Linked DNA regions of Homo sapiens: region 2 is linked to region 1. Evidence: chromatin contacts called from ENCODE Hi-C or POLR2A ChIA-PET data. All regions are on one chromosome and are shown on one strand. The core of a region is the stretch at or near the end of the contact, and the rest is flanking DNA. Distances in the headings are between cores, read along the strand shown.

Region 1 (5,657 bases), core at 613-3,112:
CATGATCAAGAACTTAACCGTTAGGGGCAAATGACTCCATATTATCAAGAGATTTCTCCATACTGCCTGGTGTCTGTTGTTCCATTAGTGTTTGCACTGAAATTACTTCAATCGTTTATTTTTCCCTGTGGCTAATATTGCTTTTTTATTTTTGTTTGTTTCTTTAGTTCCAGACTCTTTGCTTTCGGGTGATCAGCATTTTATATTTTTTGTAAAATTTAACTGTTCTTATCTCTTAATCTTCCAATTTCTTATTCTCAATTTACTAGTAGCTGAGAAAACAGTGTAAGTTTATATTGCCAATTTAATATTTTTTTTTACTTTTTAAGGTTTTTTTATTTTTAATTTTTGTGGGTACATAGTAGATGTCTATATTTATTGAGTACGTGAGATATTTTGAAACAGACATGCAATGTGAAATAAGCACATAATGGAGAATGGGTTATCCTTGTTATCAAGCATTTATCCATCGAGTTATTATGTTGGTGCAAAGTAATTGATGTTTTTGCTGTTTTCTTTTTTAATGACAAAAAACTACAATTACTTTTGCAACAATCTAATACAAACAATCCAGTTATGTGATATAAGCTGGGCACAGAATGACAAAAATTGCATGTTCTTAATGTAATAATTTTAAACATGTTTCAGTGTGATGGCATGCTTATATATGCATGTTCAGGTGCCTCTTATTTCCTTGTACATGTCTATGTCTGAATAATTTATATGCCGAATTGACCTCCAAATACAGTGAGTTAGTGGTCCATATAAACAAATGAAATAATAATTCAATTCACAAACTTCAAGACTCTAAGTTCTCATTTAGTTTGTGTTATGCTTTTTGAGGTTACTCTACTATTTTCCTAGTTGTTGGCATAACTGAATTCCTGAAGCCATCCACCTTTGTTTTAATTGTAACATACATAAATTTGTCATGGAAAAAGTTTTCTATGTATGACTCTCAGAAGAGCATTTTTCACATCTTTGTTCCTCAGACTGTAGATGAGTGGATTCAGCATGGGAATGACAATCGTATAGAATACAGATGCCACCTGCGCCTGGGTCAGCGATGATGTGTTATCAGGTTGCAAATAGGTGAAAATCAGAGACCCATAAAAGATAGTTACAGCCATGAGGTGGGATGCGCAGGTGGAGAAGGCCTTCTGCCTGCCTGCTGCTGACTGGATCCTCAGGATGGCTGAGATGATGATGATATAAGTGACTGTGATGATAAGGAGAGAGCTAAGAAGAGTGAATCCAGCTAAGACAAAGCTCACCATTTCTGTGCCGAATGTATCTACACAGGAGAGTGCTAAAAGAGCTGTGGTGTCACAAAAAAAATGATTGATGCTGGAATCACAGAACGCCAAACTGCTTATCACCCAGACAGATATCAGCGAGCTTGTGAAGCCTATCACATATGGCATTACTCCCAGCCAGTTGGACACTTTTTGGGACATGACTACTGAATACAGTAAGGGATTGCAGATTGCTATGTAGCGATTGTAGGCCATTGATCCCAGAAGGAAACACTCACAACACACCAATCCAACAAAAAAGTACATTTGAACAAAGCAGCCAACAAAGGAGATGGATCTCCGATTGGATTGGAAATTCACCAATGCCTTAGGTGTTACAGTAGAGGAGTAAAATATGTCAATAAATGCTAAATTGCTCAGGAAAAAGTACATAGGGGTGTGAAGCTGAGAATCCATTCTGATTAACGTGATCAGTCCCAGGTTTCCCAAAACAGTGAATAGATAAATGAAGAGAAACATCAAGAAAAGACTGACTTGTAATTCAGGGTGATTTGCAAATCCAGAGAGGATGAAGACGGTAACCTCAGTGAAATTGTTGCCAGCCATTTACATCAACTCAGGCCTTTGACTTACCTGCTGAATAACAATAAGGAAAGTTAGAGAAGGATTCAAATCTAAAGGCCCTATAATCAAATTTGACTTAGACTCCAATCATGAAAGTTTTACAAATGGAAAGTAAAATTTAATGACCTGAAGTTAGCTAGAGATTTACGGATAATTTTTATTTTTTATAAAACTGAAAACTTACAGACATTAATACAGAAAAAAACTCAAATTCACGATTGTGTAGACTAAAAAATACATGTCTGGAAAGATGTGTAGAAATTCCTCCTAAGATGTACCATTCTCTACCCCTGTCTGTCATTGGGTCTGGCAATTTATCTAATGAAATCAATTGTATCTAACAAATATAGCAAATTATCAAATGAAATTAATTGTATCTAATGAATATAGCAACTTATCTAATGAAATCAATCTGTATCTAATAAATATAGCAAGTTATCTAACAAAATGAATTGTATCTAATGAATAGAGCAGTTTATCTAATAAAAAATTCAGTGAGATAAGACCAAATGAGGGCCTTCATCTATAACATAGTTTAAATTCTTTCATGTATGTTTGTTCAAACAACATGATTGTTTCTAGATATATTGCATATATTAATCTATGACATCAGGTGCTAGCCAATTCATTGCTGAACAGCAGTTTTTAAGACAATGATATAAATAAATGTTAAAAACAGTAAAACAAACCTGATTTGTTACATTTAAAAATAAGAATTAAATTATAAGGTGGGCATGCTAGAAACTAAAGAACTTTATTGCCTAATTAACTTAACATAAATATATGACGAATAAATGCATTTGAAACTAGCCCGCCAAGCAAAGTTAAATAATCACCTTTGTTTAGACATTTAGCACTCTCCTTGAGTAACCAAATGGGACTTGATAATAATTATTATCAATAATAATAATATAACATATTATTCTTATTATATATCACATGTACTTAATCATTTAATGTGTTCCATGGTCACAGTGTTCCTATTTATCCATTCATTTACTTGACAAGCATTTATTCAATGAAGGCATTTTGTCTTGCCTGTCATGAAGGGCATTTTTCTTAAAGCCTAATGTAAGATGCAGACATTAAAAAAATAACAAGTTTCCCAATGTGAGAAACATGCAAACTATACTCACAGACAGACAGACACACAAATTTTAGGAAAAAGCAGATGAGAAAATTAGATGTACCTGGGATTCAGTCACCCAGAGGAAACATCCTATGTTTCAGCAATCTTTCACTTATTTTCAAGTTCATTATTTTTGCCTCATCTACAATGCTAAATATCAAATAACAAAAGTTGTTATTTAGTATAGAGCTCTATTTCCTGTATAATGGACCCTAAATGTTATGATGTTGATGAAAAAATGTTGATGGTTTTGATGATAGTATTAGGTACTGTATATATTACCTTTCATTGATAGGCTAGAAATAAGAGCCAAATTAACTTCTTGTTAACTTGTTTTTTGTGCACATTCTTGAGAATTAAAAATTTATATTTTTTGCTCAAGTCTGGATTCCTATTTAGAATTGTTTTTGTCTTAGTGTATTTCTAAAGCAATCCCATGACAAAAGATTTTCTTTTGAAAGCTCATGTGTTAAGCAGTATTCTTATACCTGCAACTTTTCCTCAAACTCACCTAATAAAAATGTTGTTCAATTAGCATCTTTGATCTCTTGAGATTCATATTTTAATCATACTCCAGGGTCTATTCTTAATTTGCCTAGGGTATATCTCTAATGGAAGCATTAGGAAATATATATTCCTCATTTTTGTGTTTTTCAGTTAAACGGCAGCAGACACATTGAAAAAATCAATTGATTTCGTTTTAAAAATCATGTTATTTTAATGTTATTGGTAGATATATAGACGTGAAACATGTATGAAACACTAAATTATTATGAAACTAAAGGAGACATATGATATTAGGGAATCTCAGATAGCATTTGTCTGTTTCCCAGATAACCCTCCCATGAAATGGAAGTAAGCTTTCCTACTCACTGATTTAATGCTGTTAACATGTGTTGAAATTATATTACCATCTATGTCAACAAACATGGATGTGTCTACTTTTAACTCAGGCATTCAATTATTTTTAATTGTGCTTAAAGGTATATACGTAGTATCATTGTCTGATAATAAGTATGCCATCTAGGAAAATGAACAAGAAACCTGCGGTACAAATCAAAGTCATGTTCTCCATTTAATGCTCAATTTATGAGTAAATACAATATTTCCCACAATTGTATTCACATTATCTCTTGTGTTTGTTGGTTTCAAAGCAGCTTCCTAGCCTACACTACTGTATAGATTCTGGTTTATTAGGTCTGATGTTGACCCATAAAATTAAATTTTTCAAAATGCCCCACATTACATGGCTTATACTTTGACAAATACTAGCTTGGAAGGATCTCACAGACTTGTCTAATGAAATTCTTCTTCTACTGTGATTGTTACAGTCTCTTATATCACTTATATTTTAAAAGGGCTTATTTTTTAATTGACAAATAATAGCTGTATATATTCTTGGGAGTACATAGTGATGTTTTAAAATACATAATATACAGTGATCAGATCATATATATCTATCATCTCAAACATTTATCATTTCTTTTTGTTGGGAATATTCAATATCCTCCTTCTTGCTATTTGAAACTACATAATACATTATTGTTAACTATAGTCATTGTACAGTAGTACAGAACAATAGAACACATTCTTCTTATTTAGCTGAAATTTTGTATCTTTTAACAAATCTCTCCCTAGTGTTACATAATGAAACACAACAGATTCCTTACAGGAAAAAAAATGTATATTTTTGTAGTGATAGAAACCATCTCTAATATTAGAGATTTTAAAAAAGGGAATCTATTATAGACGTGCCATATCACTTACTGATGCTCAATATTATCAGATATTAGGACAAAATAAATGGTATACAGTAGGCTCCCATTATCTGTGGTTTTACTTTCTGTTGTTTCAGTTACCATTGGTCAATCAGTCTGAAAATATTAAAAGGAAACCTTCAGGAATAGACAATTCATAGGTTTAAATGTGCTTTTCTGAGTATTGTTATAATGATTCCATTTTATAAGTAGTTATTGTTATTAATCTTTTACTGTGTCTAATTTAAAATTAATCTATATCTCAAGTATGTATGTACAGGAAAAAAAAACAGTATATATCGAGTTGGATACTATCTGCAATTTCAGGTATCCACTGGGGGTCGTAGGTTCTTTGAGGATAAGGAGAGACTACAGTAATTTCTTCCCCCACTAAGTGCGCAACTTGAGAAAATAAAACTTTGAAAGAATTGGGTTGTACACCTGCAATGTCAATGTTTCATCTACCCTCTTACTTATTTGTTCAACACAAATTGATTAAGCAGCCGTTGGATGACAGGCATTATGCTTTGTGTGAAACATGAAAATAATATTTCTCCTTTCACACTACCTAGTGTTAATTGCCTCTTTCAAGATTCAAATTTTGTCTCAGCTATTTAATGTTCTGATATTTGGTGAACTAATATGTATAGTGGTCACAAATACACAGTTGATATAGGGACTATTGTTGACCATATTACAAGATAAATAGACATTTAATAACTACTTGATCAATTGAATTTACATTTTTTCTATACATCTATTTTGGTTTCTGTCAATCAACTCTTTTTAACTTTTTTATTAAATAACTTTAGACCAACAGATTTTTTATAAACACTTCTTCTAGCTTTACTAATGTTAAAATTAATCACAGTGTGAATATTAATACTTAAG
Region 2 (5,663 bases), core at 2,763-5,262, 280 kb before region 1:
TTTTATGCTATCCTCTGTTTTCATAAACTTGACTTTAATTTTATATGCATATTTCCATGTTTCAATATCTTAGATGCTTATGCACTTTGACAACTTAATTTTTCACATTGGTGTTTCTATAATTTGTGCTTATCTGGTGCCCGTAGGGATGCATGAATTTATTTGCTACTAAAGATTGTTTGCCCGATCAAAAATAAAAGTTAAAGAAAAGATTGTTTGCCAATTATTTGCCATTAAATACAGACTCATACTTTCACATTTTTTGGAAATATTTTGTTGTGATATGTTCCACAGGTGGACTAATTTGTTAACGAGTTTGAAGCACTTGTCAAATGAAACATGACTGTCCTCAAAACGGACAAAACCAACTTAACAAAATCATCCGCAAAATTTAAGCGGAAATCATGACAAATCTTTTTCTCCTATATTAACAGTTATATAACAAATCCTCAGTTTTAACCTGAAAATTTTAAGCTTTAATTGTGATTGGATAATTTTCCAAATGTTTAGCTTTTTCAAGTTAGGTATGAAATTGTAAAAATTACAATTAAAAAATTTTTCACTCAAACAAAAGTTTTTAATCATAATCTTTTTTGATTTTGGGACAATTAATTTAACAGCTGATATATTTTTATCTTCATACTGCTTCATTTTATGAATTTAATAGTTGATATTTTCTTCACCTCATTTTACTTTTTATATTTCATACTTTCTTATAAGATCAGGAAACTAGAGTATACATAAATAGAATAAACTGTTGAGGACTTCCAACTCAGCAAATGTTAGATTTAGAGCTCACATTCAGGCTTTTATTCCCCAAAATATCTACGCCCTTTAGTAGAATGGCTGATGCACAGACAATGTACCAGCCTGCTAAGATAAGAGGTTATGCTTTTTTTTTTGAGACAGAGTCTCGCTCTGTCACCAGGCTGAAGTGCAGTGGAGCGATCTCTGCTCACTGCAACCTCCGCCTCCTGGGTTCAAGTGATTCTCCTGCCCCAGCCTCCTGAGTAGCTGGGACCACAAGCATGCACTACGACGCCCCACTAATTTGTAATATTTTTAGTAGAGATGGGGTTTCACCGTGTTGGCCAGAATGGTCTTGATCTCTTGACCTTGTGATCTGCCTGCCTCGGCCTCCCAAAGTTCTGGGATTACAGGCGTGAGCCACCACGCCCAGCCAAGAGGTTATGCATTTAAGAACATTAATTATAACCTTTCAATATATAGATGACAGACTTAACATCTTCTGCCAGAGCTTAATCCTATGTGAGACAATAGGAAGGCACTGAAATGTTCAAGTAGTAGATACATGTGTTTAAAGAAAAAAGGAGGAAATAAACTTTTGAGAACTGTGGGTCATGCTACTCCTATGTCTCTACAACCTCACAAATATATAAGAAAATTATTGAAAATGGACACTAACCTAAAGCAGGTTATTTAAGAATTATTTCTATTTTAATATAATCTCTCAGTGGGCATTAATAGTATATTTCTAATCTTTTGCCATTAAGTATGGAAACAGGCTACAGATGAAAAAAAGTGAAGCAAAAATATTAAATGATAGGCATGATTCATAAAATCAAATCTTTCTTAGGCTAAATGATGAAAACACATGAGCACATAGAGGGGAACAACACACACTGGGACCTTTCAGAGGCTGGAGGCTGGGAGGAGGGAGCCAATCAGGAAAAATAACTAATGGGTTCCAGGCTGAATACCTGGGTGATGAAAAGATCTGTACAACAAACCCCCTGACACAACTTTACATATGTAACAAACCTGCACTTGTATCCCTGAACTTAAAATAAAAGTTAAAAAGATACTTTAAAATGATTACTCTCTCTCTCTCTCTCTCTTTCTCTCTCTCTCTATTATCAATTTATCAGCTGTGGTGTACAATAATCTTCATTTATAAATTGCTCCCTCACGTTTATGTGACTTATAATTAGTAGACTAGCACTCAAGTCTGCAGGTTCATAGAAGGAAGGGAAATGATACTCAAGTGCCTACCATGAATTATTACCCCTTTCCATATTGCTTAGTCCTATAAAAGTCTCTAAACTGAGTAACATTATTCTCATTTATCTGATGAGTAAACTCATAAGAGCATACCTAGAGCACAATGACATGTTTGGGATCTAACCACATACTTTGACTATAAGGCATGTGCTTATTCACTCGGCTACATTGCCTACTGGGTTCATTGAGTTATAAGCTATACCTTAATAAATAATGACCAGCTTACCTGAGCTTTGCTGTGCACAACTGTATATAATCCTTGTTACTGGAAAAATGATTTATGATGTTTCAATGACTGTGAATATATTTGTTTGAATTATAATGCCCTCCCCTCCTCCCTCCAGAATTCTATCCCTGAGTTACATTATTTACATTTTGGGAAAAAGTATAATGAGATCTTGTAGGCATAAGAAAAGCAGTTCTCTTAGAGAGTTAGTCTTCAGAGACAGAACAAGACTTCCAGGAAGTAGAAGGTACATTCAGTCAGTAACATAGGTGAGGTTAGAAAGCAGTACTCTTTGTATTAATAAAGACAATATGTTAAATGCATAAATATAGGACATTTTTATATTGTCATGTATTTTTTCAAAAAATTAGGAATTGAGAAAGAAAATGTTTAGACTATGTGTCTTTATTTTTCACGTGGGATATTGTAAATACAGCTTCAGAATCCTGAACTGGGGATGGACGGGGAGAGGAGTTAACTTTTGTCTGTGCTCTGCACATAACTAATTATATATCTTGATGATGACTTTTTATGCATTCTTCATTTGAGAAATAGGAAAATTGGTATAAAATATTATGCAAGAAAATTAATAATTTTAATATATTTTCCACTTGAAAAATAAGAGAAGTGTTGTAAATTCTTATAGTTACTTTTATACCTAACGTTCTAAGAGAAATTCTCTAGAAAATTGTATTACACAGCGAAAATATATGTATACATCACATATTGAGAAACAAGGATCCTGATAACTTATACTGGGAAAAAAATCATACCATGAAAGAAGTCCATTTTTCCTTACTCAAGTTACTTTCTTAATTTTATAAACACAAAACTCTAGTTTTTATTGATAATGATTTTCTTCAGAGCTTCTTTCACCTCCTTATTCTGGAGGCTATAGATTAAGGGATTCAACATGGGAATGATCACTGTGTAGAAGACAGAGGCCATCTTGTCTGTGTCCAGGGCATGGCTAGAGCTAGGCTGTAAGTACATAAAAATGAGGGTCCCATAGAATATGGTGACTGCCAGCATGTGAGAGCCACACGTCGAGAAAGCCTTCTGTCTTCCCTCAGCTGAATGCATCCTCAGGATGGCAGAAATGATGAACATGTAGGAGACAAAGACAATCAGAAGGGAGGAAATGAACATGATACCAGCACAGGCAAAGATCCAGAGCTGTTTGAAGCGAGTGTCTGAGCAAGTTAGCCTGAGGAGAGGCATGTCATCACAATAGAAATGGTTGACAATGTTGGAGTGGCAATAGGAGAGGCGGAAGGTGAGGATGGTGTGAAATAGTGCCATTAGGAAGCTATAGCTATAAGGAACTGCTACAAGTTGAATGCAGATTCCTGGAGTCATTACAACCATATACAATAGAGGGTTACAAATGGCCACATATCGGTCATAGGCCATGGAAGCCAGTAGCAAGGATTCTGATATCATGAAGGTGAGAAAGCAGCCCAGTTGAGTAGCACATGCATCAAAGGATATAACATTTTGTTTGTACAAGAAATTCCCAAGCATTTTGGGTGTAATGACAGAAGAGTAACAGAAATCCACAAAAGCTAGGTTGCTAAGAAAGAAGTACATTGGTGTGTTGAGACTTGTATCCGCTCTAATGAGTAGGATCAAACCCAAGTTGCCTACCACTGTGAAGAGGTAGATGGATAAGAATAGCACAAAGAGGGGCATCTTCAACTCCTGATGGTCTGTGAGGCCCACAAGAATAAACTCTGTCGCCTGGGTGCAATTGATGTGAGCCATATCTTTTCTGGCCATCTAAATGTGGAAGTAGAGAAAAGAGTTAAGTCTAAGTCATATTTTAATACTGTAAATCCTATATGTGGTGTTTTTATATTTATTGTATTGTAAAGAGTTTAATTAATTAGATTTATTTATTAATTTATTTAACTAATATAATGATTGTTAGCATACTGGAATTCTGGAAATGTGATGGAGAGCAAAAAGAATATAACACCGTATAAACATCTTTATATCTAAAGCATGAACTTACATGAATGTAGGGAATGAATCCTCACATAATCTTATCCTGTAAATTAGAGTAAAATTGATATTTGCTTTCTAAGAGATTTGGAAGTTTATGTTTCTTTACATTCAGTTTATGTCTGCTTTTTTATCTTTTATTAAAAAACTGATTTAATTACATTTTTTGCATTAATTTTTGTTTTCCTACTCTATTTAATGTTGTGTATCATCATTTTCTTATTCATTTTGGATAATTTTAAAATTGAATTATTGAATACCCAAATAGTATCAAATATCATGTCTCTCAACTCCTCTTTCTTCTCTCTCCCACCATTATATCTAGTAATGGAAAATAGAGCTTTCCTTAAAAACTTATAAATTTCACGCTTTGAAAATTACTATGCAAATAAATATATAAATAAAATAAGAGCCTGTGTTTCTTCACTGTTCTTCAGAGTTTACTAATAGCTCTTGAGTATTTACTTCTGCTCAATTAATCAAAGAATCCATTTCAGTTATTTGTGTTTTGTATTAATAAACATATTTATTGAGCAACATAATGTGGTAAGTAGTAACTTTCAAAAAATACTTATTTACCTTAATTTTATTCTAAATAAATTATATTTATTATATGTATAAGATACATATTAGATATGCAATATGTAAGTATATACTAGATATCCTAAAACCCTAATACAGATGGAACATTAATGTCTAATTATAGCAACATGGAAATTGATGGATAAGGACATAGGAACCCATAAATTCCAAATCTCTAATTGCATGTTAAAAACTGAACGTCAATTTTGAGTTAAAATAGGAAAAAGAAAAGAGAAAAGGGAGGTAAGTAAAAAGAGAATTTTTGGTCTTTGCACTGCTCAGACCAAACCCTTCTCAAGAAGACTAACTTTCAGACTCAAACTTTTTTATGACAAACTATAGAAATAAATACTTGTTATAAGATGGCATGGAACTAATAGATATATTGAGAATAATACTTTTGCTTCCCTGACATCCGCTTGTATTACATATTCTTTCGTTTTCTAGCGTAATCTGTTCCATTCTATTTAATTCAAACAATGCTTCTTGGGATCCTAAAAAGTGGATTTAAGATCTACTAGTAGTTACAAGCACAGTTTCAAAACCTACACACTAGTCCCCACACACTGAACCATTTTCACTAACATGAGTAGATAAGCAACTTACCTTTAACAGTTCCTAGCTATACCACCCACTGTAATCTGTAACCAAGACTGAACATTCTATCCTTAACATTTTCCTGGATTTTGTCTAACTGCTACTCTTGTAGAAGGTTATTTCAATTCATTCAGTTCTTTATTCAATAATATATAGTGGGGACTATTAATTTTCAGAGCGTGCATAGAGTCTGAAGATAGAGCAGTGAAAGAATAGATAGTAGTCCAGGCTG

The links. Hi-C counts contacts between places; a loop is a spot of excess contacts on that map. ChIA-PET counts read pairs that join two places held with the same protein, here RNA polymerase II (POLR2A).
Region 2: a loop to region 1 is called in a map with no recorded cell type, with 2.6 times the contacts of the local background. The contact joins the promoter of OR8U1 here to the promoter of OR8I2 in region 1. A Hi-C loop is called at or near these places in 1 of 37 single-sample maps with no recorded cell type. POLR2A ChIA-PET finds 5 or more read pairs at or near these places in 1 of 52 experiments (activated T-cell).

The regions. Positions count from the first base shown.
Region 1 is chr11:56,089,513-56,095,169 of GRCh38, reverse strand. OR8I2 (olfactory receptor family 8 subfamily I member 2) reads right to left here and starts at 1,862. Exons shown (of 1, transcript NM_001003750.1): 1 at 930-1,862. The coding sequence starts at 1,862. The coding sequence ends at 930.
Region 2 is chr11:56,373,973-56,379,635 of GRCh38, reverse strand. OR8U1 (olfactory receptor family 8 subfamily U member 1) reads right to left here and starts at 4,012. Exons shown (of 1, transcript NM_001005204.1): 1 at 3,083-4,012. The coding sequence starts at 4,012. The coding sequence ends at 3,083.